7 separate regions of the Mus musculus genome follow, and all the other regions are linked to region 6. A link is a loop called in an ENCODE intact Hi-C map of the cell type or tissue named here. Cell type or tissue: left cerebral cortex. All regions are shown on one strand. Region 1 overlaps Phka2 (phosphorylase kinase alpha 2). Region 2 overlaps Rs1 (retinoschisis (X-linked, juvenile) 1 (human)). Region 3 has its middle 100 kb from the start of Phka2. Region 4 holds the start of Rs1 (retinoschisis (X-linked, juvenile) 1 (human)). Region 5 overlaps Phka2 (phosphorylase kinase alpha 2). Region 6 holds the start of Cdkl5 (cyclin-dependent kinase-like 5). Region 7 holds the start of Phka2 (phosphorylase kinase alpha 2).

The links. A loop is a pair of places that touch in the nucleus more often than their neighbours do. Peaks named below come from ENCODE experiments on the same cell type or tissue, not always from the same donor. Only the 100,000 strongest peaks of a DNase experiment are listed, where the experiment ranks them.
Region 1: it touches region 6 in a loop (2.8-fold over the local background); 4 of 42 quality-filtered maps call a loop at or near these places.
Region 2: it touches region 6 in a loop (4-fold over the local background); 10 of 42 quality-filtered maps call a loop at or near these places.
Region 3: it touches region 6 in a loop (3-fold over the local background); 3 of 42 quality-filtered maps call a loop at or near these places.
Region 4: it touches region 6 in a loop (5-fold over the local background); 10 of 42 quality-filtered maps call a loop at or near these places.
Region 5: it touches region 6 in a loop (2.9-fold over the local background); 4 of 42 quality-filtered maps call a loop at or near these places.
Region 7: it touches region 6 in a loop (2.2-fold over the local background); 3 of 42 quality-filtered maps call a loop at or near these places.

What each region holds. Positions count from the first base shown.
Region 1 is chrX:160,581,345-160,585,344 of GRCm38, forward strand. Phka2 (phosphorylase kinase alpha 2) reads left to right here. Exons shown (of 33, transcript NM_172783.4): 28 at 1,623-1,652; 29 at 3,120-3,173. Among named protein-coding and RNA genes, the nearest start is that of Phka2, 81 kb to the left of the region's middle. In left cerebral cortex, a CTCF peak has its summit at 2,440 (motif pointing right); DNase peaks (open chromatin) are centred at 2,465 and 3,286.
Region 2 is chrX:160,770,790-160,774,789 of GRCm38, forward strand. All of the region lies in intron 1 of Rs1 (retinoschisis (X-linked, juvenile) 1 (human)), which reads left to right. Among named protein-coding and RNA genes, the nearest start is that of Rs1, 4.8 kb to the left of the region's middle. In left cerebral cortex, no CTCF peak of the experiment used is centred here; DNase peaks (open chromatin) are centred at 1,654, 2,475 and 2,739; H3K27ac peaks cover 1,450 bases.
Region 3 is chrX:160,602,080-160,606,079 of GRCm38, forward strand. No RefSeq gene overlaps it. Among named protein-coding and RNA genes, the nearest start is that of Phka2, 100 kb to the left of the region's middle. In left cerebral cortex, no CTCF peak of the experiment used is centred here; DNase peaks (open chromatin) are centred at 2,055 and 2,316; H3K27ac peaks cover 2,549 bases.
Region 4 is chrX:160,764,072-160,768,071 of GRCm38, forward strand. Rs1 (retinoschisis (X-linked, juvenile) 1 (human)) reads left to right here and starts at 3,942. Exons shown (of 6, transcript NM_011302.3): 1 at 3,942-4,000. n-TVtac3 (a tRNA gene) reads left to right here and starts at 2,039; the gene lies at 2,039-2,111. In left cerebral cortex, a CTCF peak has its summit at 1,934; a DNase peak (open chromatin) is centred at 2,030; H3K4me3 peaks cover 1,257 bases.
Region 5 is chrX:160,587,664-160,591,663 of GRCm38, forward strand. It overlaps Phka2 (phosphorylase kinase alpha 2), which reads left to right. Exons shown (of 33, transcript NM_172783.4): 31 at 1,302-1,355; 32 at 2,505-2,705; 33 at 3,276-4,000. The coding sequence ends at 3,446. Among named protein-coding and RNA genes, the nearest start is that of Phka2, 88 kb to the left of the region's middle. In left cerebral cortex, a CTCF peak has its summit at 2,026 (motif pointing right); DNase peaks (open chromatin) are centred at 1,098, 2,644, 3,305 and 3,640; H3K27ac peaks cover 2,726 bases.
Region 6 is chrX:160,993,062-160,997,061 of GRCm38, forward strand. Cdkl5 (cyclin-dependent kinase-like 5) reads right to left here and starts at 1,620. Exons shown (of 19, transcript NM_001024624.2): 1 at 1,530-1,620. In left cerebral cortex, a CTCF peak has its summit at 1,605; DNase peaks (open chromatin) are centred at 890, 1,752, 2,328 and 3,161; H3K4me3 peaks cover 2,927 bases; H3K27ac peaks cover 2,721 bases.
Region 7 is chrX:160,500,877-160,504,876 of GRCm38, forward strand. Phka2 (phosphorylase kinase alpha 2) reads left to right here and starts at 1,286. Exons shown (of 33, transcript NM_172783.4): 1 at 1,286-2,028. The coding sequence starts at 1,951. In left cerebral cortex, a CTCF peak has its summit at 1,735; DNase peaks (open chromatin) are centred at 1,297, 1,500, 2,332 and 3,332; H3K4me3 peaks cover 2,186 bases; H3K27ac peaks cover 1,504 bases.

The DNA.
Region 1 (4,000 bases), 410 kb before region 6:
TGAAAAACAAGGACATGAAGCTTTGACCTGCTCTCTGTAGAAGTCGTAGGATCTGAAGATAGCCCTCTAGCCCAGGTAGGTACCCCAAAGCCATTTGCATGCACTTACCAATATCTAGCCTTCATGTGATCTTACATATACATCCTGGAATACTCCCTTGTCCATATTTGTTGCTGTGTTATTTAAAAAGTAGAGTCCTGGGGCTTGAGGGATGAATCAGGAGTTCAAAGTCCTGGCTGCTTTTGGAGAAGACTTAAGTTCAGTTCCTAGCACCAGCATGACAGCTAGCTGTCTGTGACTCTAGGTCCAGGGGATCTGATGCCCTCCTCTGATCTCTGCAGGCACCAGGCACACAGGTGGTGCACATATGACACATGTAGGCAAATATGCATACCATGAAATAAAAATAATTTGTTAAAGTAGAATAATGTCAGAAGAGAGAACCATTTCTCCATCAAATGTGTTCTTCGTTTGAAATAGCAAGGGGGATGTGGAAATAGACTGGAATAATTATACCTGCATTTACCACCAGCCACAGTTGTCTCTTCATTTTTCACCCTAATTTAATTCACAGTAGAAATCTTTTTAGCTGACTGTCATAGGTCTGCAACTCAACACCTTTTCAGTCTTTTTTTTCTTTTTTGCATATTTTTATTAGATATTTTCTTTATATACATTTCAGATTTCAAATGCTATCCCAAAAGTTCCCTATACCCTTCCTCCACCCTGCTCCCCCACCCACCCACTCCCTCTTCTTGGCCCTGGCGTTCCCCTGTACTGGGGCATATAAAGTTTGCAAGACCAATGGGCCTCTCTTTCCACTGATGGCCGACTAGGCCATCTTTTGATACATATGCAGCTAGAGACACGAGCTCTGGTGGGTACTGGTTAGTTCATATTGTTGTTCCACCTATAGGGTTGCAGATCCCTTTAGCTCCTTGAGTGCTTTCTCTAGCTCCTCCATTGGGGGCCCTGTGTTCTGTCTTATAGATGACTGTGAGCATCCACTTCTGTATTTGCCAGGCACTGGCATAGCCTCATATGAGACAGCTATATCAGGGTCCCTTCAGCAAAATCTTGCTGGCATATGCAATAGTGTCTGGGTATCATCCTTAATGAGGTAACCCAATCACAAAAGAAGTCATTAGATATGCACTCACTGATAAGTGGATATTAGCCCAGAAACATAGAACGCCCAAGATACAATTTGCAAAACACAAGAAAACCAAGAAGAGGGAAGATCAATGTGTGGATACTTCGTTCCTCCTTAGAATAGGGAACAAAATACCTATGAAATGAGTTACAGAGTCAAAGTGTGGAACTAAGACCAAAGGATGGACTACCTAGAGACTACCCCACCTGGGGATCCATCCCATAATCAGCCACCAAACCTTTTCAGTCTTGTTGCACCTAATACTGCGTTAGGACATGACTGTGACCTACACTGAGAAAATCTACTTATATCTTAGTCATGCTGCCTCATTTGCTTGGGTCTGTGAGGGGGGACTGGCAAACCCCTGAGGTGGAATCAGCATGCTCTGGCTTATGGGAGTGTGATAGAAGCAATGGGGCATTCCTAACTTGAAAAGTGGTTTTTTACTTTCTGATGTTTTTATTTTCAGATGAATAGGCGAGCTAGTGCTGATGAGCAGGTGAAGTGCCTTGCTTTGTTTGTCTGTCTCTCTGTTGACTGTACACTCTTTCTGTCTGGAACACGGAAATTGGGGCTGCAAATACAGAGTTTGGATGTGGGTAGAATGGCACCGTAACTCAGGTAGCCCCAGAGCCAGAGAAGCGGATGAGAGGGTAGGAGAGAGGACCTTGCTCTTTGCCTTGCAGATAGGGTAGCCAGTTAGCTCATTTAGTATAGGCTCTTAATCAAAAGAATTGCATTTATCAAACTCAGCTTTTGTAAGGATTTTTTTGTGAAAGAGATGGTCCAGGCTCTGCCTCTATCACCACCTCTGTTCAAAAAGAGGGGAATTTGGTTAGTGATGTCATCAGTAGAAAAAATAAGATGATGCTACCAGTTCTGCCCTCAGCCAAATCTGAGGAGATTGAAGCCTGGAAAAAAAGTGTCCGGGCACACTATACAACAGCTCATGATATGCTCCTTCCCTTGAGAAAAAATAGATGTGCTTTTTAGTTATACATTGTTTTTTAGATGGGGATCTCCATGCTGTGCCGGCTGTCCCCAAACTGCTGGGCTCAAGGCGTCCTCATTCCTTAGCTTCTTGAGTAGCTGTGACTACAGATGCACACTCCCATATCTGATTTTGGATTCATATGTCTAATGATATGTCTCTGTGACCAGGAAAGGGTAAACAGTGTGATGGCACGTAATGCAGAGTATAGACCATACAGAGTCTCTCATTTTTGCTCCTTCTAAGGAAGTGATTTTCCAAACATCTTCCTTTGTCAGCCACTCGGTGGCACCGTCCCTCTAGTTACCCACAGCTCAAAGGCCTGATCCTGGGTGAATATGGATGGCTGCTTCTATTTAATGCTGCCCTTGCCTGTGACAGCGATGATATGATTACATTCCTTTTCTGGTGTGTTTATATCCAGGCCGCCAGTACCAGCTTTGTATTTGCCTACTCATGTCAAGAAAATGTTCTCTGGCCAAAATTTAATGGCTGTCAATGGTAGAACTTTCTACTCATGTTTGCAAGCATACTACAGACACAGAGCAGTATGCAAATTAAGGGTGCCATCTAGATTCTTAGATGAGAAAAGATGTATATGGCCGAAGATCATCAGCCTGATCTACTGTGTACATTTAAGAATAGTCTATAGGATGCCTGTCGGATGGCAGACATTCGTAGCTAAAGTTAGGGTTCTTTTGATCTCTATAGATGTTTACAATACAGCATGAAATGGTCACTTGGCATGCCTGTGACTTTGGAACCTGTGTCCTGCTCTACAAAGGAAAAGGGCCTGGCAACACTTGATCTTTAAGGCCAAGCTGGGCTGCCAGGGAGCAGTGGGTCTGCATCTGTCACTGCTACTCAACGAGAACCCCTCTAGGGCTTATCTCATGCTGCTCTGGGTTCCTTCTCAACTATTTGTGCCTCTTGGGGTCACTGTGTGTGATTGAGTCTTTTCTCTTTCTTTTGCAGTTCTTTCCTTTGGGCCAGACCATGTCCAACAGTTTGCATTCCATCAAGTCTGTGGTAAATTTGCATTGGCATCTCACCCCTCCCTGCCGCCTCCTCCCTGACTGTAATTTTCAAGTTCTCTTCTGGCCTTACCCATGCTCCCACCTCAGCTATACTTGTGTTGTGGGTGGGGTGCATGCACACATGTACTTTTGGGCATGGAACCAAGGTCCTCACACATTCTAAGCAAACATTCCAGCTCTGAGCTTCACCACACCCCTCATCCCTGACTTGTAATGGTTTGAGTAAAGGTTAAGGCAGTGGTTCTCAACCTGTGTGTTGCAACCCCTTGGGGGTTCAACTGACTTTTTTCATGGGAGTCACCTACAACTCAACTATCTGCATATCAGATATTTATATTATGATCCCTAACAGGAGCAAAATTACAGTTATGAAGTAACAATGAAAAAATGTATGGCTCACAACATGAGGAATTGTATGAAGTGGTCGGCTGAGTATTAGGAAGGTTGAGAACCACTGGGTTAAGGGTTTTCAATTGATGATGGAGGTATTTTCCAACTAGATGTTCCTGAACTAAACTTTACTTTCTATTTCATGCTCTTAGATCTTGGCTTGTCAAACTCCTCAATACAGTGTGGGTGAGGTGTACTTAGCTTATCAACTCCTAGGAGTTTCTAGAATCTTTAAAACCCTGGTTCTACCCCCTTCTTGTTTGTTTTGCAGTGCTGAAGATGGAACTCAGGGGTTTGAGCATGCTAAACAGACACTCCATCACTGGTCCCCATTCCCAGCCCAGATGCCTTTTTATTGAGTGTTGAGCTACTGCTCCTCCCACCCCAGGCTAACCACCACTTTTTACTCTCCTGTCCCAGCTGAGCATG
Region 2 (4,000 bases), 220 kb before region 6:
CTCTGGTCTCCGTGTGCAATACAAACCCATGTCTGAATATTTGCAACAGGGTAAACATTAGAGTTTGATGTTCAGAATTAGACTAGATTCCCTCATCTAGTAAAGCTGTGCTTTGGCCCTCCCATCTGTCTTATTTTTCTACTGGTGTGCTAAGGCACCATGACCAAGGCAACTTAGAGAAGAAGAAACAGTTTATTGAGGGTTTATAGTTATAGAGGGTAAGGCAAGGACTTGGTAGCAGGCAGGCAGGCAGGCATGGTACTGGTGTAGTAGCTGGGAGCTTGTATCTTGAGACACGGTTACAAAGCTGAGAGATAGCTAAGTGGGCCTGGTGTGAGCTTTTGAAACCTCAAAGCTGTCCCCAGTGAAATGCCTCCATCAACAAGGCCACACCTAACCCTTCCCAAACAGTTCTACCAACTGGGAACCAAGCATTCATATGAGCCTCAGGGGAGCAGTCTCATTCAAGTAAGTACTCAGTACACTGCCCCATGGGCAGAAGTCCTCTAAACGGTTACTAATGTGTGTGTGTATATCCCTCACCATACTTAGAAGGAAACAAGCCATCCCAAAATGGATAGCATGACTCAGAAAGTTCCTGTGTACTTCACCCAGAGCAAATGTGGATACGGTGGGAAACAGAGGACAGTGATAGGACACAAAGGCTGTGCTGTCTCAGTTTCTAGTTCAGATGGAGACATAAACCAACACACATAGGAAAGATACACTCCACTGGACAGTGGGAGCCCATGCACAAAGGTTCTTTGGCTCATTTAGTCTATGCTGTTTCTATTCTTCGATGACAGCAGTTTCTTATTATTGGGAAATAAGATCAGTAGATGAGCTTTGTTTCTGCCCTGGGTGAGAGTTTATTTAGGAACACACATGTGATCACACTAAGACAACCACTGATGGCCTAGAACAAAGTCAGAGCACTGTGCGTTGTGGATCTTAGGCCATTCATGATGATTAAAGCATCCATCCTATTAAAATGTGTTAGTCCATTTTTGGGGTTATGTTTACTATACAAAGGTGGAAGGGGTTATCTGGCCCCATCTTACAGGTAACTGTGTCCCTTTTGTGGATATAAAAACCATCAGATACTGCAATTTTATTTTTGTAAAAAGCAACTGTTTTTTTTTAAGACTTATTTTATTTTTGATTATGTGTCTGAGGGAGCAGTATGCACATCTGCATGCAGGTGCCTGTGGAAGCCTGTGGAGACATCAGATCACCTGAAGCTGGAGTTTCAGGCAGTTTTATGCCACCAGACACTGGTGCTGAGAATAGAGTCTCCTGCAAAAGCAGTATATTTTATTAATCTGTGAGCCATCTCTCCAGCCAAAAGCAACCTTTAAAAGCTGTGGTTTATGTGCCATTTAATTCATCCACTTAGAGGGTACACTTCAATAGTTTTTTTTAAAAATATGCTTACAGATCTGTGGGCACATATGATCCAATTTTAGAACCCTTTTAGCACTACAGATATTAAATACTTACTCCCTATTCTCCCCAGCCCCCAGCTCCAGTCCCTGGCATCCACAAATCCCCTTCCTGCCATCTATAGATTCACCTCTTCTAGACTTTACACTGAAATGGTATTACACAACATGTGGTCTTTTGTCTTTTGCTTGCCGTGTGTCTGTGAGGTTCATCTGTGTTGAGCATGAAAGGATAACAGATTTACCCATGAATATGCCTGTCGCCTAAAATAGCAACACTTTCACACTAGAAGCAATTTCCTTCTTTCTTCTTCCCAAGAGGGACATTATTGCAGCCTGCTAGTTTTCTCCTGTGTCTTTTTTCGTGTTTCTCAAGTAGATGAAGGGACTGGTTACTTTTATTTTTTTAATCATTCATACTTTTATACTTTTCTCCCCTGCTTTGTCAGTTTCCTAAATGAGTGAATACTGTATTTGGTGATCCCCAATCAGAAAGACCAAAATAATTTAAAATAATCTCGTCTCTATATCACTAAGGTATCCTTTTCCACTTGGGCCATGCAGAGAAATAAGCATGCCTTGATTGACCCCACCCCACCCCAACCCCCAGTGGTGACAAGGACCTCCCCAGCGGCTCAACCATTTGAATAAAAAGGACACTTGAGCCCATTTTGCACAAATCTAAGATGAGCAAGTGGCAGTGTCACCTGTAAACATGTGCCTGGAGCACGGAACGACCTGAGTAGGCAGAAAAAGGTGGAAGTAATTTATGATTTTTCTTTTAAAGGTTGCCATTTCCCCCACCTTTCTCACTTTCCAACAATATTATATTCTGGTGTGATATGTTGTAGACAAAAAAAGCTTTAAGCTTTTATTCCCCAGTTGTTTTGGTGATTAAATCATTTTGGGGGAACTGCAACAGTGACTCTCATTCACTGCTCCCTTGGTGACAGTGTTTTTTTTCTGTAAAAAGCGCCTGCTGTTCCCTCTGTCTCTGCTCATTTTCATAGGAATCTGGCACCTTAGAATCCCAGGCTGCCTGCAGTCAAATGCTTGCTAGGGAGGGGAGCCAGTGGGTGGGGGAACCTGCAAGAAATCAACTCCAAATTTAATAGGACTAAGCTCCTACACCATGCCTGATTAGCAGCTAGGTCTCATCCTTACCCCTCCAGGAATAAGGAAGGTTGCAGAAGTCCCTGAAAGGTATTTGCTGAGCCTCTTGTGAACCGTGGGTTGGCTCACCTGAACTTTAGTAGATATTCTTTAGCGACATATTTGGGCTTTGGTCCTCTCTCTTTTATCTCTCCACAAAAGTCTTGGCAAACTGATGTTTATGCAACCAGTAAGGCCTCTGGGGCTGAGGGGGTGGGAAGCCAGTGGGTGGCGGAACCTGCAAGAAATCCGCCCCAAATTTAAGGAAGCATAGGAATAAGCTCCTACCCTATGTCTGCCTTGTGGCTAGGTCCTTAGTTCATTGTCTCTTAGGTATCCCAGATTCTCTTGAGAGTAGAAGGTGGAACATAGTACCTCCTGATTAACAAATCCGAGAGGTGCTAATCTCATGAATTCTCCCGGACTATGGTTATATATAGCTCAGTGATCTCATGTAGCTTAGGCTGGCTGGAAGCTAGTTTTGAGCTCACTATGAAGCAAAGGATGACCCTGAACTTCTTGGTTTTCCTGCTTTCATCTTCCAAGTGCTGCGATTACAAGAATGAATGCTGCCATGTCTAGTTCATGTGGTGCTAGGGATCAACCCTGAGGCTTTGTGCATGTTAAGACAAGCACTCTACTAACTGAGCTCTAGCTCTAGCCCTGACCCTGACTCAAAAGAATAGGGGGGGAGGAAGGAAGGAAGGAAGGAAGGAAGGGAGGGAGGGAGGGAGGGAGGGAGGGAGGGAGGGAGGGAGGAAGGATGTTGAGAACAAAAGCCAAGGCCAACAGGTGAGTTGGGATTAGGAAAAGTCCTTTTCATAGCAAAGGGGATGTGGAAGAAGAGAAGTTGACAGGTAAGTAGGGAAATTTGAGACAAAGAAAAAAGAAAAAAATCTGTGGACCAGGGCATGGCAAGAAACGCAGAGAGCAAATGTTCATAAAGAGAGGTGGGCAGGAGGCAGACCATGGTCTCAAGACTCATCAGAGAGATAAGGCAATATCCTGAGGAGCACCCATCTGAGGGGCGTTGAGCAAGTGGGTTTCATTTCTCTGCATTCACAGATGGAGGATAGATGTGTGCAACTATCTTTAGCAGTGAGGCATGCTGGGTAGTGCTAAGAGCGGGCGGGGTCTGTGGAATGGAGAGGAGAAACCACTCCTTATTACCACGTCATTTTACTTTTGATTATCTTCATTGTGATTTAGTGTTCTAGTTTGTGAATTTATCACTATGTATCTTGCCTCTTGACGGTCACACAAGTACTTCCAGTTGAAGAGTAGGCATTACAAGGTCTGCTTCCATGAATATTCTAGGGCACATTTTTATTCCAGGAAAAAATATATGAAAGCATTTCTAATTATGAATGGAATTGGTGGTTTATGGGGAACACATATGCTCAGCC
Region 3 (4,000 bases), 390 kb before region 6:
TAGAAAGCTTTGGCAGGTCTTACACAGCAGCTAGTAGAGAGAAATACAGTGTGAGACGTTGAACTCTGAGGGCCCCCAAGCTAGCTTGCCTGGTGTGAGGCCAATTTAAGCATCTGCTGTGAACACCTAGAGTGGCTAAGGCCCTGACCTGTGTTCCATTCTAAACACTCCACTCTACCCCTGCAGCCAGGGCAGGGCATGGCACTGGAGAAGGGAGGCACATCCTAACCCCTGCTTGTAGCTTTAACTGACATGCTTTCTTCCTCTTGACACTTGGCACCTAAGGGCCTGTTATTGCAAAGTGGCCCTGCTTTCCTCGAGAGAAATAGGGGTGCTCTTAGATGGGAGAGTGGGGACGAGAAGAAGAAGTGGGTAAAGTGCTTTGCAATCAAGCATGAGAACCTGTGTGTGGATTCCAGGGCCCATGTAAAGCACAAGTCTCTGGAATCCAAGTCCTTCGACAATGAAATGGGAGACAGATAAGGGAATTCCAGAAGATGGGAGGAGAAAGACAGCCAACCCAAATCACTGTGGCCAAATTTATTAAATGATTAAATAAGCATTCTTATTCATGTACAAGGGCTGCCTCCCCCTAAGGTGAGGTTCAAGAAGTCAGCATTGGACATAGGGAATATAAGGGTTTTATAGCTCAGGGGTAGGGGGTTTCCAAATGGAGGACTTAGTGGGCAAACAGGGTTATAGAAGCAGAACATAAGCATGACAAGTTAGTCATAACTTCCTGAAACAACATGTTTGTGAGATGGACATAACTTTTTCAAACAAACGCATGATCATCATTCCTAGAACAGGCAGTTCAGAGCCATTTGTAGTTACAGGTGGGGCATAGCCTAATCCTTAAGAAACAGAGGTTTAATCATTAACAGAAATAGTTTGTCTTATAGCTTTCAAGCCTAATATGGAAGCAGGATTGTTCATCAAGATAGCCTGATGTAGGCAGCAGTGAATAACAAAAAACACCCTGACTCAAACAAGGTGGGAAGCTGGGGCTAACACCAGGGTTGTCTTTTGTCCTTCACATTGTGCCCCATAGCACAGGTGTCTGCACTCACACAAACATGCACACATACACACACATTCTCTCTCTCTCTCTCTCTCTCTCTCTCTCTCTCTCTCTCTCTCTCTCTCTCTCTCCCCCCTCTCTCTCTCTCTCTCTCTCTCTCTCTCTCTCTCTCTCTCTCTCTCTCATCATATATACGGGGTGGGGGTGAAGAATGCAGGAGTGAATCTGAAATTTGTTGGGAAGGAAGAAGGCTGAGGAAGCAGATCTCATCTTTTCTCTGAGCCACTGGACACCCTCAGAACACATGGAGTGGGGTGCTAGACTCAGCTTCCAGGGCCACCTGCAACTATGGGAGAATGAGGTCACGGACATGCAGTAGACAGAGCTGCTTTTCCTCAAGGCTCTGTCCCCACACCACAACCTTGGTGCCCAGTGCCACCCAATGCCAGCAGTGCTACAGAGCACAAGCTCCAGACCAAGCCCTGCATGCTGCCACCTTCAGCTCCACAGTGACTGGCTCCATGATCGCACCTCTGCTTCCTGAGGTTGTTGCAAGAGACAAACATATTAATATTTGTATAGTGCATGGATATCACTTGGCACATAATAAATTGCTTAATAAATATTAAATTTTATAATATAGGTAGGGGTAAGGCTCCTGGAACCTAACATTCAAAGAATTCCTTTTAGAGATAGCCCCAAATGCCTTCTCTCTGTTCCACTCTTGGCAGCCAGCTCCTGCTGCCTCTGAAACACTCTAATAGCTGCATAAGAGAGTGAAAGGTCCACTCTAGATTTGTAAAATGATACCCTTCCCAAGCAGGAGCCCTTGTGTCTTCCACTGCAATGGCAAAGTGCCTGTGAAGTGGATGGGACAGGGTTTGTTTTTCATTTTCTGTCCACTGTCACCAAGCCCATGTGTGGAACCACCCCCAAGCTCATCAGGCAGCCTCGGGGTTCCCTCCACCCTCGCTTGCAGGAGCGTTGACTCAACCCTGTTTCTTTCTCTCAATTGATCACTCCAAACACCCACACTGGGTGCTTGTGAATCTCAACTCTACATGGAGGGGAAGCCCCAGCAGTACAGGCACCCTGTGAGCACATGCTTTTCCAGCACCTTTGGGGGTGCTGCCCCTCACTAAGCCCCCCTGTAGAGACTATCCACTATGCCATGTGACCAATAGAACTGGCAGAAAACCATTTCCAGTGTCCTCTCCCCCTCTCTCCCTGGGAGACATTTTAACTGGCAACAGTGGGGGGTGAGGGCCGGGTGCCTCTGGGGCTCACCGAGGCAGTGGCAGATCTAGGCTATAATTAAACCAGACTGTGAACATATTGTTCATGGAAACCTTAGCAGAACATGAGTCATGTTGGCAAAGTGAATCACACGGCCTCAGAGTTTCCATTTATACTTGCTGAATTGGGGGACTTTATGCCTCAGTTCAGGATTACTGTCCCCTATTTGTTCTCTTTCAGTGACAAAGGCTCAAAGATGGACATTGCTAAGGGGCACTTGAACAGCCAGGAAGAGCACTGAGACTGGGGCTTAGCAGACACTTAACTGAGACACTTAACATTTCCTCATTTCCCGGGATTCCTCCCTGGGGTGGATGGCACCCTAGGCTTGCCAGAGACAGAAAAATAAAAATAAAACAGAGGGAAATATGGCCATTTTGGTGATTATAATATATGCAACTGGTTTTTTTAAACATAAATTTGGAAAAAGAGGAGAATATTGAGGTTCTGGGCTCAGATGGCTTAAATGAAGTCTCATGAATAGCTTTTGGGCAATCCAGAGACCAAGACAGGTATCACATGTAGCCTCCAACATCTACCTAACCTTCCTGGGTCTCTATTTTGTCCTCAGTGAACCAGGAGCAATGACAATAGCCTTTTCCTCACAGGATGGCTAGAAAATGTTAGTGAGTGATGGGAAGGCTGAGAACGGTGCACAGAGGACAAGCTGAGGGTCTGCTGCTTTTCATCATTTGACATCAATGTCACCAGCCTTTCAGTGACATCACTGAACACCAAGGGAGCTTTGCAGAAAACCATGGTCAGGAGACTGGGCATAGGTGACATTCCCAGGGGAGGAAAGCTACCAGGGCCTTCCCTGCACCCTAGTTAGTCAGTTTTGCTATGAGCAAGGAAACATACATTCCATCACACACGTTAGCATCAAGCCTGAGCGAGACTCCTTCATGCATTCCCATGGTACTCTGCTACACAGGCATTCTGAGAAAAGGGAACAGCTCTCTCCCTTGAGATTTGCAGGGTAGGGTCTAAAGCAAATAGTGATGAGTGGGGAGTTGTCTGCCACTTTGGGTCATGCCAGGCTATGGACTAAGAGTCCCTACAGCCATGACAAAGCCACCCTCATCACTCAACATATTGGAGGCACTTCTAGTTCTAACACTGTCACTTCATTTGGGTCCCTCCAGAGGTGGGGACTGTTCCAATGACAGATTCCCTGGAAGCCATTTCATATACTCAGACCCAACATGCAAGGGACCTCAAAGAAATGAGAGCCCTGCCCTAATGAGGGGCTGCTTTATCATCCTCTGTTTCCTATGCTGTGGACAGTTTTTATTGGCCCAAGCTTCAAGTGATGAATTAACTTCTCCTCTTGTAATTTATTAATTGGAGATGAACATAATATCCAAATGAAGTTTCCATTTGGTGTGGGGTAAATGGTGTTCCCAAGCTGAGGGAGCTGGGATTCTTGCCAAGAACAAAGAACGGTGACATTTTCATTGGCCCAAGATAATCTTATTTGGAGCTCCAAGGACATTCTCTGAAAGGCTTATGGCAATATCTGACAGGCTTCCTTTAAGATAACCTCCATCGAAGTAGTTCAGGGACCCCAGGAAGGGAGTCATGTGGCAGTGTAGGGATGTCCTCTGATCTCACCATAGGATATTCTTACATAAAGACATCTCATACATGTATTCTTCTGGAGAGGAAGGATGCTAGGGACAA
Region 4 (4,000 bases), 230 kb before region 6:
TTAGGCAAAGTACTCCAAAGGCTTCTAAAAAAACATATCAAGGAAACAGCAGGCTGGAGCTGAGGCTGGTAGCTCAGTTGGAAGAATGTTTGCCTATTGTACTTAAAGCCCTGGGTTTCATCTCCAAATCTCATAAAGCTGCACAAGGTGGCATGTTCCTGGAATCATAGAGCTCAGAAGGTAGAGGCAAGAGGATTTGAAGTCCTTCTTGCCTACACAGTCAGTTTGAAGGCAGTCTGGACTACATAAAATCTGCTCTTATAAACCAACAATGAAAAATTTCAGATAATATCACTAACTGTAAGCTTGTTTTTAAGTAGGCCTATAAAGAAACAAAAACTAACAACTGCCTTCATTTTTATGAACCTAACATTCAGACCCAGAGAAAAGAGAGATAGATGTCTAGTCCACCCCTTATATTTTAGGAAAGAGATGGGAGTTAGCATGTTGAATGGAATAGCTTGAGTGCATAACTGGTGAATAGCCATACCATGACTAAAATTTCACTTCCCTCCACATCTGTGTCCATGCCACCCTATCCCCAACCTACCCCATTTCTTCCCTCTGCATTATCAGAAAAACAGGGGTTGGTGGATGGATGTTATTTCTAACCAGTATCATATCTCCATTATTCTGCCAGCCTCAGAGGAAGATGCTAGGAAAAAGAACAACTACCACCCTAGGTCACCTCCTCTAGGATGGTTAAAGATGCCCCCAAATGGTTTTTAGTACGTTTTCGAGCTTGAGGGTGGTGAGCAGTCCTAAGGATGGTGATAAAGACCCATCCAGAAGCCCCAGGGAAGGCAAACTAACACAATAAAAAGAGAGAAACCCACCTGAGAGCCTTTGGTAACAGAAAGTCCTCACAGCCTTGCCTTCCTTGAAGCAGGGTCAAGCCGCTGGGTGTAAGGCTCTGTGGCCACCGTTTGAATTCTTCATAGCCTACCAAACCAAACACAGGACAATCACTTTCATTCCGCACCAGGCCTCTCAAGTTAAGTGACAAAGCTGGTGCTATTTCCTCTGTGACAACCAGGAAGAGCTGACCTGTATACAACCACTACTTAGTCTAGCCCTAGACCATAGTAAAAGAAGATATTGCATTAACATGACACGGGGTTTCTACCTGCCACAGACCCTTTATGTTCTTGGATGAAAGATATACATAGCCTCATGTTTTTAACTATGTCAGGAGAGGAGAAAGGAGAGCCGCCATAGGTTAACTAAGCCATAAAAACATGATCAGATAGGCTGGCCAATTGGAGCCAAGAACAGCATAGATGAAACATAGTAAACAATAAGCAATAATTCGTTATTATTCGTTATTATCGGTGTTATCGATAAGGAAATAGATTCTAACAACATGAAGGGTAGGCAGTTGCCCAGCTATTGTGCTGCCTAAGGCATATTTAAAAAATACAAGGCTGTGTGTGTGTGTGTGTGTGTGTGTGTGTGTGTGTTTCATCCGAGAACATAAATGGTCTAAGGCGGAAAAAAAAACACGCCTAGATTATTTAAATTTTTTTTTTTTACTACACTAGATAAATGGGACAGAAGGAAAAGCCCTGAGAATTTTATCCCCTTGGTGACTTCAGGGAGGGAACAATGTTGGGAAAGGCGAGAGGAGAGTGAGAGGGCTGCAGCCTTGGACCATTTCCAACCCTGCCAAAGCAGATGCCCTCATACCTTCTGCCAGAGTAAGGCAGTCCAGTCCCTGTAAGTGTGGGAAGGAAGGCACAGCTGAGGGATGTGCCAGAGGCAGCGGTTAAACTGTAACCGGCCTGGGGTAAACTCTAACGGCCTGGCCGCTGCTGGGGGAAAGTTTGGAGTCACGAACTTAGAGGGACCCGGGCACCGGCTCAACCACGGCTTCGGGTAGAGTACCTGAAGAACTCCTGAACCCCGGCTCAAAATTCAGCTTTAAACTCCCCGCCTCTGAGAAGGGGCGGGGCCACGGCAGAGGGCAGGATTTCCCGCGGAGACGCTGAGTCTGTTGCGCACTCTCAAAAGGCCGAATAGTCATACCACCCTTCGTGGTGGTTCCATAGTGTAGCGGTTATCACGTCTGCTTTACACGCAGAAGGTCCTGGGTTCGAGCCCCAGTGGAACCATAGCTGCAAAGCCAGCTGACATTTTTTCCCCAAAAGTATCTTAGATAAAAAACCGGAAAACTTTTATTTTTTGTTTTTTCTACCTACATTTTTCCCTAACATCTTTATATCTCAGAGACGAAACCACAGACACCTCGTCTCCACCAAGGTCCCAGCCGTTGTCACCAGAACTCCCAGAGTGGAAGCAGAGCGATTCAGAGCCTTAGCCGCTGTTTACCCCACTTCGAGAAGCTCCACTATACTTTACCAGGAGCGGCCCGCAGCAGCCCCTTCGAGGACAAGCTGATCCCCTGAACTTCCCACGAAAGTACGTCAACGTAGCCATGCTTTAACTGAAGCTGCCGTTTTAAAAAGTTGATTGTGATTAAAGATTAAAAACACCTTATTCAACTCTTTAATATCTTATTCGACTCTAAAATGCAGAACAAGAACAAAAGCATAGTTCTTTTCCTTTCAGTGTAGTTGGAGGGTTAATGAAGGAAGAATTTATATATAGTTTAGAATACATGGCGTGCTTTTAAATTTATTAATTAAATGTAGTCCTTGACAATTTCATACTTGTATATAGTTCATCCCCGATTACTCTCGCTCCCTACTCATGCCAGGCTTTACAAACACATCCAGTACGTGCTGGCTGATAACTAAATGTTTCTCTAGTTCGTTTTAGTTGTTGTTCACATTATTACAATTTTGTTCAGGGAAGAGAATTTCTTGGGAGGAGGAGTGAAGAGATGTATTTATCTTTCACAAGAAGAATGAGCAAAAGGTTTTGGGGGGGTCCTCAGGGTCAAGGGTGAGATGGTGGGAACAGAGAACTAACCGGGGAATGAGAAACTAGATTTTTTTTTCTTGGTTTGGAATGAAAAACTAATTTATTTTTCTTGGCTTCTTCCCCGACCCCAGCCCTCTCCCCCCACCTCCACTGACACCTCCACCCCCGTTTTGCTTATGCAGCATATAAATATACATCATTTGTAACTAAAAAAAATACAAATAAAATGTGATTTTTCCTATTAACAATCAATTTACTCTTTTTAAAACTTCAGCTATCCAAATGCACAGTTCGGTACTGTAAATACACTCATGTTGCTGTGGACACATTTCCAGATTTTTTTTCTTGCAAAACTGAAACTCGACGTCCAATGACCCCATTCATCCCATCAACTTTATTTTTAATGTCCATGTAATGATAGCAGAGTATGCCAGACATTGACATAAGTACTTTTTTTTTAAATGAAGGGAATCAAATGTGAGACACACACACTCTATCTCAAAGCAAGTTTCTCCATCTTGAGCTACACCTCTAGACTTACTATGTGTTTTGCAGTACCATGCCATTTCAATCTCAACAAAATTCTATGAAGTAAACATGATTATCATTGTTTTACAGTCAGAAAATTTGCCTAGAGTTGGCCCCATTGCAAGCAGTATGTTTCTTCCCTGATGACCTCTGGAATCTGCTCACTTAGCCAGCTCCCTAACATTGGACATTCTGATTGTTTCTGTGTTGTCATTATCATAAGTAACGTGAACACTGCACATTCTTCCATATAACTGAGCCACCACTACCAAAGTCAATGTTTTCCAGAGCAGGCAGATGTCAACATGACAAGTTCTTCTGGGAGAAAACACTCTGTTGTACCATTCCCCTACAAATAGAGGTTATTTACTCAGCAGGAACCTGTTCAAGGTCACTCCCTAGGAAATGATGTCGGAGAAAGAATTAGGGGCCCACATCTTCCAACTCTACTTTCTATTTCATCCTATTACTCGCCTTACAGTTAAAGATGGTAGAACATCAGCACCTCCCTTGCTAAACCAACCTATGTCAACAATACCTCCCCAGACTGCTTGTTGAGGCAGGGGACTATGTGGCTTAATTGGATGGG
Region 5 (4,000 bases), 410 kb before region 6:
GTAACCAGCTGCCCACTGCTCCCATCGCAGTGGAATAGCACTGTGCTTCCCATCTGCCTAGGGACTGTTAACATTGCATTGGAGTTTGGAGTTTGAAACTGACAGGAAATGACACATCCATGGCCAGCAATGCACCACACACCTGAGTGCAGGAGGCCCTGTCTAAAACACTTGCTGCTAAAGTGGGGGCAGCGTGGGAAGGCAGCGCCACTTTGTTCTCAACACCCCACAATCCCATCTTCCCCCACATTCCTACTCCAGAGTATTCACACCACTCCCAAGGCCCCCACCAGGGCTTGACCTGCCTCCCCCATGGAGGGACAATGTGCCTCATTTAAAAGCTTTGCAAAGCAAGACAAATTTCTTTTTTTCTCTGAACCATTCCTTTTTAGCTCATTTCACAGTAGGAGAGAACTGCAGTAATCCTGAATGAGAACATATTCCACCTCATTTGTGAAGCCACAGCTCGATGTCTTCTTTCTGTAGCAAGTGCCCAGGGCCAGTCACAGGGCTTCAGGGCCTATGCTCTGTGAACCAAGGCCTTGCGCAAGATGGCTGCCTGTAGAGGCCCCAGGTCCACCCTTCTAGACTCGTAAGGAGCCCTTGAACCAGGCAGCATGAAGGCAGGGCAGCTGCTGCCAACTGGAGGGTAAAAGGTGGCCGATTAGAACAGGCCCAACTATTCCTCGAAATTCTCCTCAGTCTTTCTGGGGCACCATACATTTCCGGCCAGGCTTCTGCTGGCCCAATACCAACATGCTTTTATTATGAAAAAGCAGCATTTTATATTGCACCCTGTTGGTATTTATATACATGGGTGTGCGTGTGTGCGTGTGCATGTGCTCCAGCCTTTTGTGATTGGTGCTTATTATAGAAATCTCGAAAATAGACGGCTGCAAAGGCACAGGAGCATTACTTCACCATGACAATCTCTCTTCATTGTGGGACCAAAGGGGCTCTGGCAGGCACCAGGGTCCAGTTGCCAAGTGCAATGCAGAGCCTCTTGGGAGGAGGACACAGCAGCTCCCTAGGACACTGTTCCTGCACCAATCTGAAAGATGCCTGCTGCTTTCCCTAGAATTGTTCCATCGAAAACACAGCCTGTGGGCAGTGAGAACAGCGCTCTAAAAATAACTCTGACAGTCTGGCATGTTCCAACCCTCATGCAGATTTCCAGGGCAAGGAAAGTGTGTGTGTGTGTGTGTGTGTGTGTGTGTGTGTGTGTGTGTGTGTGTGTGAGTGTGTGAGCAAGCACACACTTGTGTTGGAATCTGACTGAAATGTCTGTGTTCTGCTTCTAGTGCCATGGCCTGTCCATCGATGGTTACGTCCTCCCATCCTCGACAACCCAAGAGGTAAAGTGAGAAGACCCAGAGAGCAGCCCAGCCCGGGCTCACCTCGTGGCTGATTCTGCATATGCCTTTTAGCATTACTCTATGGACTAGGCCGTCTGTAGTTCTGATCACTTTAACTGTCTTACCCTCAAATTGTGCAAAATTCCTTTCTTGTTACCTTTCCCTCTCATTCCCCTGAGCAATAGCATTTATAAACTCTCTGGGCCCTTAGAAGCCCACCCAAAGCCTGTCAGGCATGCACTAGAGCCAGTCAAGGCCCCTTCAAGCACCAGCAGCCTTGCCTTTGCTTTCCCTGCCCTCCGTGTGCTCTGGGTTATCTTTAGCCTTTCAAGCAGGAGGCACCACACCAGGCACTTCAGGCAGTCTTTTAAAAAACAGATTTTGTTTTGTTTTGTTTTCTTTTTTTTTTAATTTTACCCTGCCCAAGATACCATTCTTTTTTTAAAAAAATATTTATTTGTTTATTTATTTTATGTATATGAGTATACTGTAGCTGTACAGATGGTTGTGAGCCTGCATGTGGTTGTTGGGAATTGAATTTTGAGGAACTCTGCTTATTCCGGTCATCCCCGCTCACTCTAGTCAACTTTGCTCACTCAGTCCCTGCTTGCTCTGGTCCAAAGATGTATTTATTATTATACATAAGTACGCTGTAGCTGACTTCAGACACACCAGAAGAGGGCGTCAGATCTCATTACAGATGGTTGTGAACCACCATGTGGTTGCTGGGAATTGAACTCAGGACCTTCGGAAGAGCAGTCAGTGCTCTTAACCACTGAGCCATCTCTCTACCTGCCATTTTTTTTAAAAAGATTCTGCCCTGAATGGCTGTGTTCCTTTTGTAAACCTGCCATCTGCCAGCCTGGTACCATTCTTTATACCACAGGGAATTTCTTTAAGAAATAAGAAATAGCCCCTGCTCCCTAAAAGTCACTGTCAAAAGACAGACAAAAAGAACTAGAACAAGCTCAGCTGGCCCTCAGGGAAAAGCAGTCATCCTTTGTTCCAGAGGGCTGCTGCTATAAAGTCAAGACAGTGGCCAGGAGGAAGGTAGCCTTTAGCTGAGCTCCAAAGGTGCTAGGGCAGCATTGATGATAGGGCTCTGTCTGGCCCATCTTTCACACTGGCAACCTGCTGATCATTTGGTAGATGACCCCTTGTGAGATCAAGTTTGCCGTCCATGTGGAGTCAGTGCTCAACCGTGTGTCCCAGCCTGAGTATCGGCAGCTACTGGTAGAAGCCATCATGGTACTGACTCTGCTCTCAGATACCGAAATGGACAGTATCGGGGGCATCATCCATGTGGACCAGATAGTGCAGCTGGCCAATCAGCTGTTCCTGCAGGACCAGGTGGGTGTAACTGGGCCAAAGGCGGGGTAGTCGGTTTGGTTGCTAGTTCTCCCTGTACATGCTGGAGATAGTGTCTAATTGGAAGGCATATACTCAAACCAAGAAAATGTCATCACAGATGGTAAAAAAAAAAAAAAAAAAAAAAAAGAAAAGAAAAGAAAAAAATGTCAACCATTTGGTTAGGAAATGGCGAAGTTGGCCACTTGGGAAATCTAACAACCTTTAAGGAAGCTGGTCTTTGTTGCTGTAGGTTTTATTCCAGACATTACATACCTGGTTTTGGGTAAACTACTTACCGTGCACACAAAATTGAGTGGGGCAAAGAAGCTGTCATAAGAATCGGTACTGAGCAGCAAAAGGAGGCCTGTGAAAACACAGTATCCACAGTGGCCACTTTACCATGCATTCTGTGTCATTGTCATCATGTCACCTGCCTTGTGCTGTGAGGCCTAGCCTCCAGCTCCCAGCCTCCCCTGTAACCCAGCTGACACCACTTCCAACATGCAGAGTCCTTTGTGACAGAAAAAGAGAGGTCCCACTCATTTTTTTTCCTGCTTTTTCTGGCTGCAGGTGTCATTTGGAACCACAGACATCCTGGAAAAAGACCAAGCCACAGGAATTTGCCACCTCTTTTATGACAGTGCTCCTAGTGGGGCTTATGGTACAATGACCTACCTAACAAAAGCGGTCGCTTCTCATTTGCAGGAACTGCTGCCCAGTTCAGGCTGCCAGATGCAGTAGGGCCTTACCCATAAACATGTCCACCCTCTGAATCTGTCATTTGTAGACTCATTGGGAACGTTCTTCTGCCTTCCCCCTCGAGCCCCTGTTCTGTCACAAAAAGCATGTCCCACCAGAAAGCTTCGCAGGGAGAGATGACAGCACTCAGGCTGAAAGCAGGATGTGTTTAAGCCACAGCTAATGCTGATGAACCCGCTGCTCCCCTGAGAAGCACCCTGGGATCATTTTCTAGGTTCATTTCACTGGAACATTTGTCACAGCATCTGCTCTCATGGACTCCAAAAAGGAACTAGAAATTGGTCTCTTCTGAGTGCAGAGTGAACAGAGAAGCAGCTTAAATTGGCTCTCACCAAGAGTTACAGAAATAGGTTCGATGAACTAGTGACACATCTTGAAGGTGAAAAGATCCTTCCAGCAACAATAGCTAGGCAGGCAGACCCTGACAGGGGCACATCTTAACAGAATGACGTCTGTCTGAACCAAGCTGTTCACCAAGCAGAATAAGTCTGTCTTTCTGGAAGTTTTTTCAGTGCCCTAGTCTACTCTGGTCATGT
Region 6 (4,000 bases):
AGCATCAACGCCAAAAAAGCTCCAACCCAAAATAGTTCTTTTAATAAGGAAAAGGCTCGTTAGGTACTTAAATCTTCATTCTCAGAAAGATGGGGGTAGGCCTTTTATGTTTTTATTATTAATGAATCTTAGTTGGGTTGTTAAATGTAAGATCATACTCCCCCTTCAACGCCAGATATACAGGGATAAGAAAACACACCCGTTCTGCATTTTACTGAAACATTTTAATACACTTAAAGGAATTAAAAACGAATTTACATCTAAATGTTATGCAGTCTATAAATTCCAAAGTGTCTCAGTCAAAATGTCTTTTTTGTAACCCTACAGCAAGAAACAAACAAGCTGGAAGTGTTCCAGCAGATGTTACCTAAAACCCTAATCCTATATTCTATACATATTTATGCCTCTTTTTTCCAGTCAAATACTCTCAGACAAATTAATTTGTGTAATCTTTTATACTGCCTACATAACCATTACGTTCAAACAAGCCTAAATCAGATGCGCGGAAAGAAATTATTCTGTGTCAATACTTTCTAAAATCAGCTTAAATTTCAGCCAATTAAAAATAATTGTGTTAACAGAATACTGATCTGCAACTATTTAAATATCACAGCATCCTTCTAGTCTGTCTAGCCTGACTAAGGTCAGGCTTTTCTTATCCAAGCATCTGTGCCATGCCTAACTCAAGTGAAGCGAAAAATCAAAACCCCCAAGAAAGATCTGCTTTTACACTGAAATATGCCCAGGTTATTTTTTACCCCAACGTGGGCACAAAAGAAAAAGAAAGAAAGAAAAGAAAAGAAGAGAAGAGAACAGAAAAACGTGTCAGTGCGAGGACCTGTTCGTTCTGGCAGATGGTTCCAAACCCCAGGATTCAATTTCTATGAAGGTCCAAAGGGTAGGAAGATCTGAGAAGAGGTCAATTTCTGCTTCTCTGCCAGCACGCCAGCCGTGAACTTCACAGTAACGCCTGAAACTTGTCCTGTGGAAGGTGGCAGAAACCTGCGGGGCTGCAGGCGGGGCGCTCGCCCACCCTCCCGGGCAGCCAAGGTCAGAAGGACCAGGGCTGAGAGTCGTAGCTGCCGGCGGGTCCCGGGCTCTCTGGGAACTTGGGCGGGGGTTTCGGGGGGCCCTCCTCGGCGCTAGCGGAAAAGGGCTTTCCTTGCTGCAAGCCCGGAGAGCCCTGGCCACGGGGGCAGCGGGGTGGGGACACCGCAGACCTGCAGCAAAGGGGAGCCCCGCGGGGTCCGACCTCGACCTACCATACGTCTAGCACAGCCCCCTCTGTCTCTTGGCACCAAAAATTCCAGCCCCAGCCCTTCCGGGAAGACCCTAGAGACTCGTGGTGGATCGCCGAGGGAGACTCCAGCTTGGGACTCCCTCACCGTGTCTCCCGGTTGTGCAGGGACCTGCGCTGCTACCCCTTCTGTTACCCTCCTAAGTGGACCGACTGGGTTCCCTCTCTAAAGACAAGCTAGTGGACACACGGCCAACATGAGACGGCCTGACGGGCGGACGCAACTACTCACCCTGCCGAGTCCCCCACCTCTATCGGGGAAGCCTTCACTCTCGCGGCCGCCGTCACCGCTTTACCTTCCCTAGCGGCAGCGACAAGTAATCGAAACCTCCGGCCCCGCCCTCTCGCCGGAGCGAACGCGCAGCCTAATTTGATGATCGCACCGCCCCCGTCTGCCCATTTGGCCCAATCGGCAAACTCCTCTCATTCCGCTAGGTCCCGCCTTAGCCCCGCCTACCAATAGGCGCCAATGAAGAGAAAGCGCTCGTGCTCGAGTTCGGGCTCGCGCGCCCCGCCCACGCCGCTCGTTCTCGAGTCCCCCAAAATCCTAGAACCAGGATTTCTTGTTCTAGCCCTCTACTACACGAACGCGCTTATGCGCGCTCGCGATGCTCCTCCTGGGGCACCAGGTTTGGTTGCCCTGCCAGGCCCTAGCAACCTGGGCTGCTAGGCTGGGAGGGGCGGGGCTCAGGCTGCGAGCTTACGTGGGGAGGGGGAAATGAGGGAGGAATAGGATAAGGGGAGGGAGAGATCGTGACTGAGAGAGGGGTGGATGCGGGGGTTGAGGGGGGTGAGGAGGCCCGGGAATCCACCTGTCACTGCGGTAGAAAAAAAAGGGGAAATCCTGCCTGCAGCGCAGCTATCCTAGCCTCCCTCTCTGGGGACCAGTGAGCGGAGTGGGTGGAGGGCGGGGACCACATTTCGGGCGGGAGCCCGGGCACTACTTGAAAATAAAGGACGAAGGATGGCTCATCTCGGTCGTAGGTTTTTTTTTTTTTTAATATTGAAGTCCATTGCTGCTCCTAACTGTTGCAGCTGTGCGTGCACGCGCGCGCAAACACATTCATATTCACGTTCATCTCGCAGCCTGCGATTCCCTGGGGTGACTTAAGAGCAAAGAACTGGCAGCCCGAGGATTCCTTACACAGCAGCTGGACGCGTGCAAACCGTGGCGGCCGGGGCTGCAGCAGCAAACCACAACTCTACTCCAGTCCGACGCTGCTCTGCTTTACACGATTCCCCAGCTGGTTAAAAAAAAAAAAAAAACCAACAATGAAGTCATCGCCGCACCAGTAGAAATAAAAAGATCTTAAGTCCCACCGCGAATCGAGTTTCCAATGAGGATGACTAGTGGTTAAGATAGAGATAGTTCCAGTGCACTTTTTTTAACTAAGAAAAAAATCTTTTATGAAAGACCTTGCAGACAAATCTATGAAAAGCTGCATGATTTCCACCTTAAAAAAGAAAGCAGAGAGAAAGAAAAGGTTTTTTTTTTTTTTCCGGGTTTGGGGGCAGAAAATAGGCAGTGCATGACATCGAAGATGCCACCAAGTCAGAAATTAATTTTTTTGTAATAGAAAATAGATATCTTGGATAAAATCCATTTAATCTACTCCTGTCTTCAATCTGGTAGCTATACAATTGGTTTGTCTACTTGAAACCAAGCTAACAAGATTATTCTTTTTCATAACGTGGTGAATATTTCATAGTCAATTGAAGGCACCCACTTTCTCAGGAAGCATATTAGAAAATTTTCCAGGTAGGAGCAGGGAATTAACAGTGAGGGAAAATGGAGTCAGGCTTTGCAGAGGCTCCTGCCTCCTCCAGTTGCAAAATCACAGTGCTGTGACCTCATGCTTCACCCACGTGGAGCCAGAATTCCTGGGACAATCGCTGCTTTATCACCCCCTGTCAGTGCCTTTGTACTAGAAATTTCAGCCGCATTGCCTTGGAGTCAAAGGAAGGATGGTTTATCTGAACACTCTGAGAAGAAGGTAAGGAAAAAACCGTAACAGAATGGCCACAGATGTAAGTTCAATGTCGTTTTAAGTAGCTGTATTAGATGTTTTCCAAGGAGCCATACCATGGACAAGCACAGCCTTTCACTGAAGGACATTTGCTTTGCTCTGGTTTTTAGTACTGGTTTATTGGAGCCACATCCAGTTCAGTTAATTCCCTTTTTGAGAGAAGATAAGACATTCTAAGTGTTTTAAAGAAATACCATGCTGTCATTTACCTGAGGTCCTTTCTTCTGTAAAAAGAGCACTAATAGTTCCCTGCAAATGCCTACTCCATAGCAATTCTACAGATATTTAGGGCTGACAGAGAAAGCACAGGCTGCCTCCATAAATTTGAGTTTTACATAAACAAATAATAGCTTGTAATACATGTGTCCTATCCAAATACATTCAGGACAAAGCTAGAAGACTGATTAAGTCTTTTAATCACTGTCTAAAAAGAATTTCATGAACCGCCCTTTTGGGCAAACTAAATAAATCTGTAGTGTTTGTAGAAAGAGATACACATACTGAAAAATGAGTAGCTATTTATGTGAAATTCACATTTAACTGGGGGTCTTCTGCTTTTATTTGCCTCTTTGCACAACCTGATACTGTTACACACATTATCTCTAATCCTCACATGTCTCAGCAAGAGTCTCACCACTTCCAGATGGAGAACCAGCCTCAGAGCCTCCTTCTCTCC
Region 7 (4,000 bases), 490 kb before region 6:
AAAGTACTCGAGCTGGGTGTGGTGGCACGTACTCAGAATCCCAACACTTTGGATGCCGAGGAAAGAAGTATTGCTGTGAGTTTGAGGAATAGTCTTGGATACATAATATAGTTGAGAGCAGCCTAGGCTACATGACAAGACTCTGTCTCAGAGAAAAAGTATGTGGGCTGATAGGGGTTGGGTGCTTTAGTTAAAGACTAACTATAAGGGGAGTCAAATAAGCAGGACTCATTTTCAGTCCATCAACATTGAGCCCTAGACACATGTACAATCAACTCTGTGCCAGGTGTGGTGGGAGATACCAAGCTATTTCATAAGCATCTCATAATCCAGTTAGAAAAGTATGCCTCAGTTAAAATGTAAACAATACACTATTTCCAAATGGTGCTGAAAATAGCTCTGGTTTAAGTGCCACTCTGAGTCAAGTATGTGCTACACGCACTTGACCTTGTCACATTACAAGGCATGAGGTTTACCCCAACAGATAAAAACAGTAAAAGTCAAACAACTGAAACAGTAACACAAATGTCTATATAAATCAGAAATGGAATAAAGTGCAGTTCGAACTGACTCGTTGCCCCATCTTTACTGAGGAAACTGCTATAGGAATCCAGAAAATTGGAAACGCTAATGAGTGGGCTGACCTAGTCTTTAAGGCAAAGGTAAGTTTTAGACAATGAAATGGGTCAAAGTGGAGAATAACAAAGTGCTTGTGGAAGCAATTACATTAGAACAGCTGCCCAGTCAAATTTATTTGTGGGCCAGATTTTGATGGACAATGAAGACAGGATCAAAGAATGCGGCCTGTGGTTAGCAACCTTGACAACTAATGGGATGCCAAATTTCAAAATATACTATTATAAATGAACTGCAAAATTCTCCCAGGAGCTAAGGCCAGGAGCCACGGGTACCAGGAGTGTATGTGGAGGACAGTACTCAGGCCTCCCTTTCTTGCTTTCAGTGCTGAGCTCCACTATGGGGACTCTGTCCTCAGGTGAGGCCCAGGACAGGGCGGGGCTATGACGGCCGGTCATCCGAAGGATGCCCAGGCGGCCCAGCCTCTTTCTAGTCTCCGGTGGGTTTGGCGGCTCCGCTCAGGAGACCTTGTCATTGCCGACCCAGAAAGCCGACTTGTTCTCTGCTTCCATCCAAGTTCTCCATACTCCTGCGGGCTGCCCCATTTTCCTTCCTGGTCAGGCCATGACAAGGAGGGCTCCAAACCCCACGGAGGAGGCGGACTGGGGGCGGAGCTGCGAGCAGATCGGTACCGCCCCCCCAACGCGTTCCTTCCGGGCGGGACTGCACGGGTTCCGCTTCTTGGTTCGGGCCGGCGTGAGGGGTGGCCTCCGTACCCCGGGGGCCGCGACCGAAGGACTCTGCTCCTTTAGCCTCAGCCGCGGTTGGAAGCAGGTTGAGGTAGGAGCAAAGTCAATAAAAAAAACTGAATTTCCGTTAAGAGCCCAGCTCCCCGCCGCTCCCAGCGGCCTTCCTCTGTAGACCCTCTCCCTTTAGGCGGAGACTTGGAGAGTCCGCCCCACGAGGGGGGCGGAGCCTAGTAAAGCTTAGGTGAGCTCCCAAGCAACCCGGAGCCGCCTCCCAAAACAGAGGGGTACCGCCAAGGCCTTTCTCCAGCCTAGTGCCCAGTCTAGGTTCTGTCGAGCATGGTGGTGGGACTAGAAACCCTCGGGGCAGCTGCTGACCGGGAGGAAGCCGGGCCGCGATAGCGCCACCCCCGTCTCCTCCCCCGCACCGCCCAGCGGCGCGACACTCTGGTTGGCTCGCCTTGCAAGTCATACTTTGGGTCTCTCAGTTTGAAAACTCTTCCTCTCGGCCCCCTTTGAAGAAACTCATTGACGCTGAATGTTTTGAGGACCAGGTCAGCTTGGAGGCGGCAACTTTGGCGGACACCAGCGGGCAGGTCCAGCTCCGTGGCCCATGAGCTTGGGCGAGATGCGGAGCAGGAGCAATTCTGGGGTCCGCCTGGACGGGTACGCGAGGCTGGTGCAGCAAACCATCCTGTGTTACCAGGTAAACAGAGAGCAGCCCAGAGAACGGTGGAAACTGCCCACTGATATAACTCATTCTCCCCAAGGCCTCTGTCACTCATGAGAGCTTGCATTTATTTAAGAGGTTTCCGACTTTAATCCAGTCCTTTGCTAGCCAGTTATCACCCTACTCCCTTATCGCTATTTTATTCACTTTACTCACAAGTCAGGCATTCTGGCTTTTGAACAGTTGCTGCGGCTGCTTTGCAGAATTCTGGGACCTTTTTTTTTCTCTCCTCTTCCTCCTCCCTTCCTCTTTTTCCCCCCATCGGGACACCCCCCTCGAGGTCCTTCCTTACTGCCTCTTTTGGATGAAAGAAGTCTGTTAGGTTGGACAGAGCACACTGAAGGAGAACAGTGAACTAACTCTACTCTGGGAACAGTAGGCAGGAGTGAAAAACTCCCAAGGCTTGCATCTGACCAGAGTGTGGGCAACTGTTACTGCCCCTCCCTTGTTAGAAATCCCCCTGAGAGGACCCTATGACCACTCTGGTTGCTGCTTTACAGCCAACAAAACTTCTGGGCACAGAGCATCAGCATCAAGGGGTCCTGTGAAACTGTGCATATAATCTCAGGTATGAATACGCCTGCTATGCTTCCTGCTTGGCAAAAGTTATGTGTGAGTGCCCAATGTAAGACCACTGAGCTATTTTTGTTCAGAGCAAAGACATCAGCTATATTGCTTGCCTTCAGTTGGCAGCAGCTATTTTTAGGGCTTTGAGAGTCAGAGAAGGAAGTAGCAGTTGGTGGTCATTTCCAAACCATTAACCTTTTTTTTTTCTTCTTAGCTAATTCCTTGACCTCTCACTCAGGAAGAATTTATTGTGTATCTTTTCTATGCAAGGCATCATACAAACTACATAAAATGAATAAATGGTACTGCCAGTGGTGTGACTTAGTGGTAGTTTACCTGGTAGTCTCAAGGCCCTGGATTGGATTGCAGCACTGTAAAAGAAAAAAAAAAATGTTCATAGCACAATACGGTGAATTTTATGAATAACGTAAAATAAGTTCAGTGTTTCTTGTTTGAAACACGTTGGGGCCAAATGTGGCTTGTAAGCTAGAAACGTCTTGATTTTAAAAATCATATGCATACTCTATAAGCATACTCTAATAGCCAGAGTAGTCCAGGCAGTACCCCTTAGTTACAGCCACTATTATTTCTCCATTGGAATATGAATGTTCACACTAAGCAATAAGTAAAGACTATAAAAAGAGTTTCACATTAGATCAGCTTGTCTTTGCCACCAAAAGAAATTTCTGCAAATGTAGGAGAAACATTTCCATATGTTAATGGCTCTGAGGATTGCTCATAAAGGAATGCAGGGTTTATTTGAGGAAAATACTCCCTCCCCCATCCCTCCCCCCTACTGCCAAACCATAGATGGCAAGGAAGGAGTTCTGCACGACATGGCATTCCAGTGGAGAGTTGAAGAGGGGCTAAGCAGAGATAGAGGTTACTCTTTGCTTTTATTCTTAAAATGTAATTACAAGTATAAAACGTAAAAGTCCCAGTTGAAAATGTTTCTACCCATTACTATGATAGAAAGAGCTGTAAAGAGAACTGTAAAGAGTCCAAGCTAACCTAGAACTCACTATGTAGACCAAGCTGGCCTCAACGTGACCTGCTTTAGCCTCATGCGTGTTGGGATTAAAGGTGTACACCATTATACCCAGAGCTTTCTGTTTATCTTTTCTGAGTTAACACCTTCAACCGTAGAATGGGAATTGGTTATTATTTTTAAAAAAACGAATGTCTAGTGTACTCTCCTTGGGCACATTATGTGCAACCACTATGCAGTGGGTGCTTTTGTTACAGACCACATGCTCCTCAGTCCTTTCCTGACCATCCTGACCCATGATGCTCCCATTCCTGGAAGGCTTGATACTGCTGCTAATTGTTTTCTGGTCTTTGGACATAATTCTGTGTTCCATTGATGTAGTCAGATGCCAAG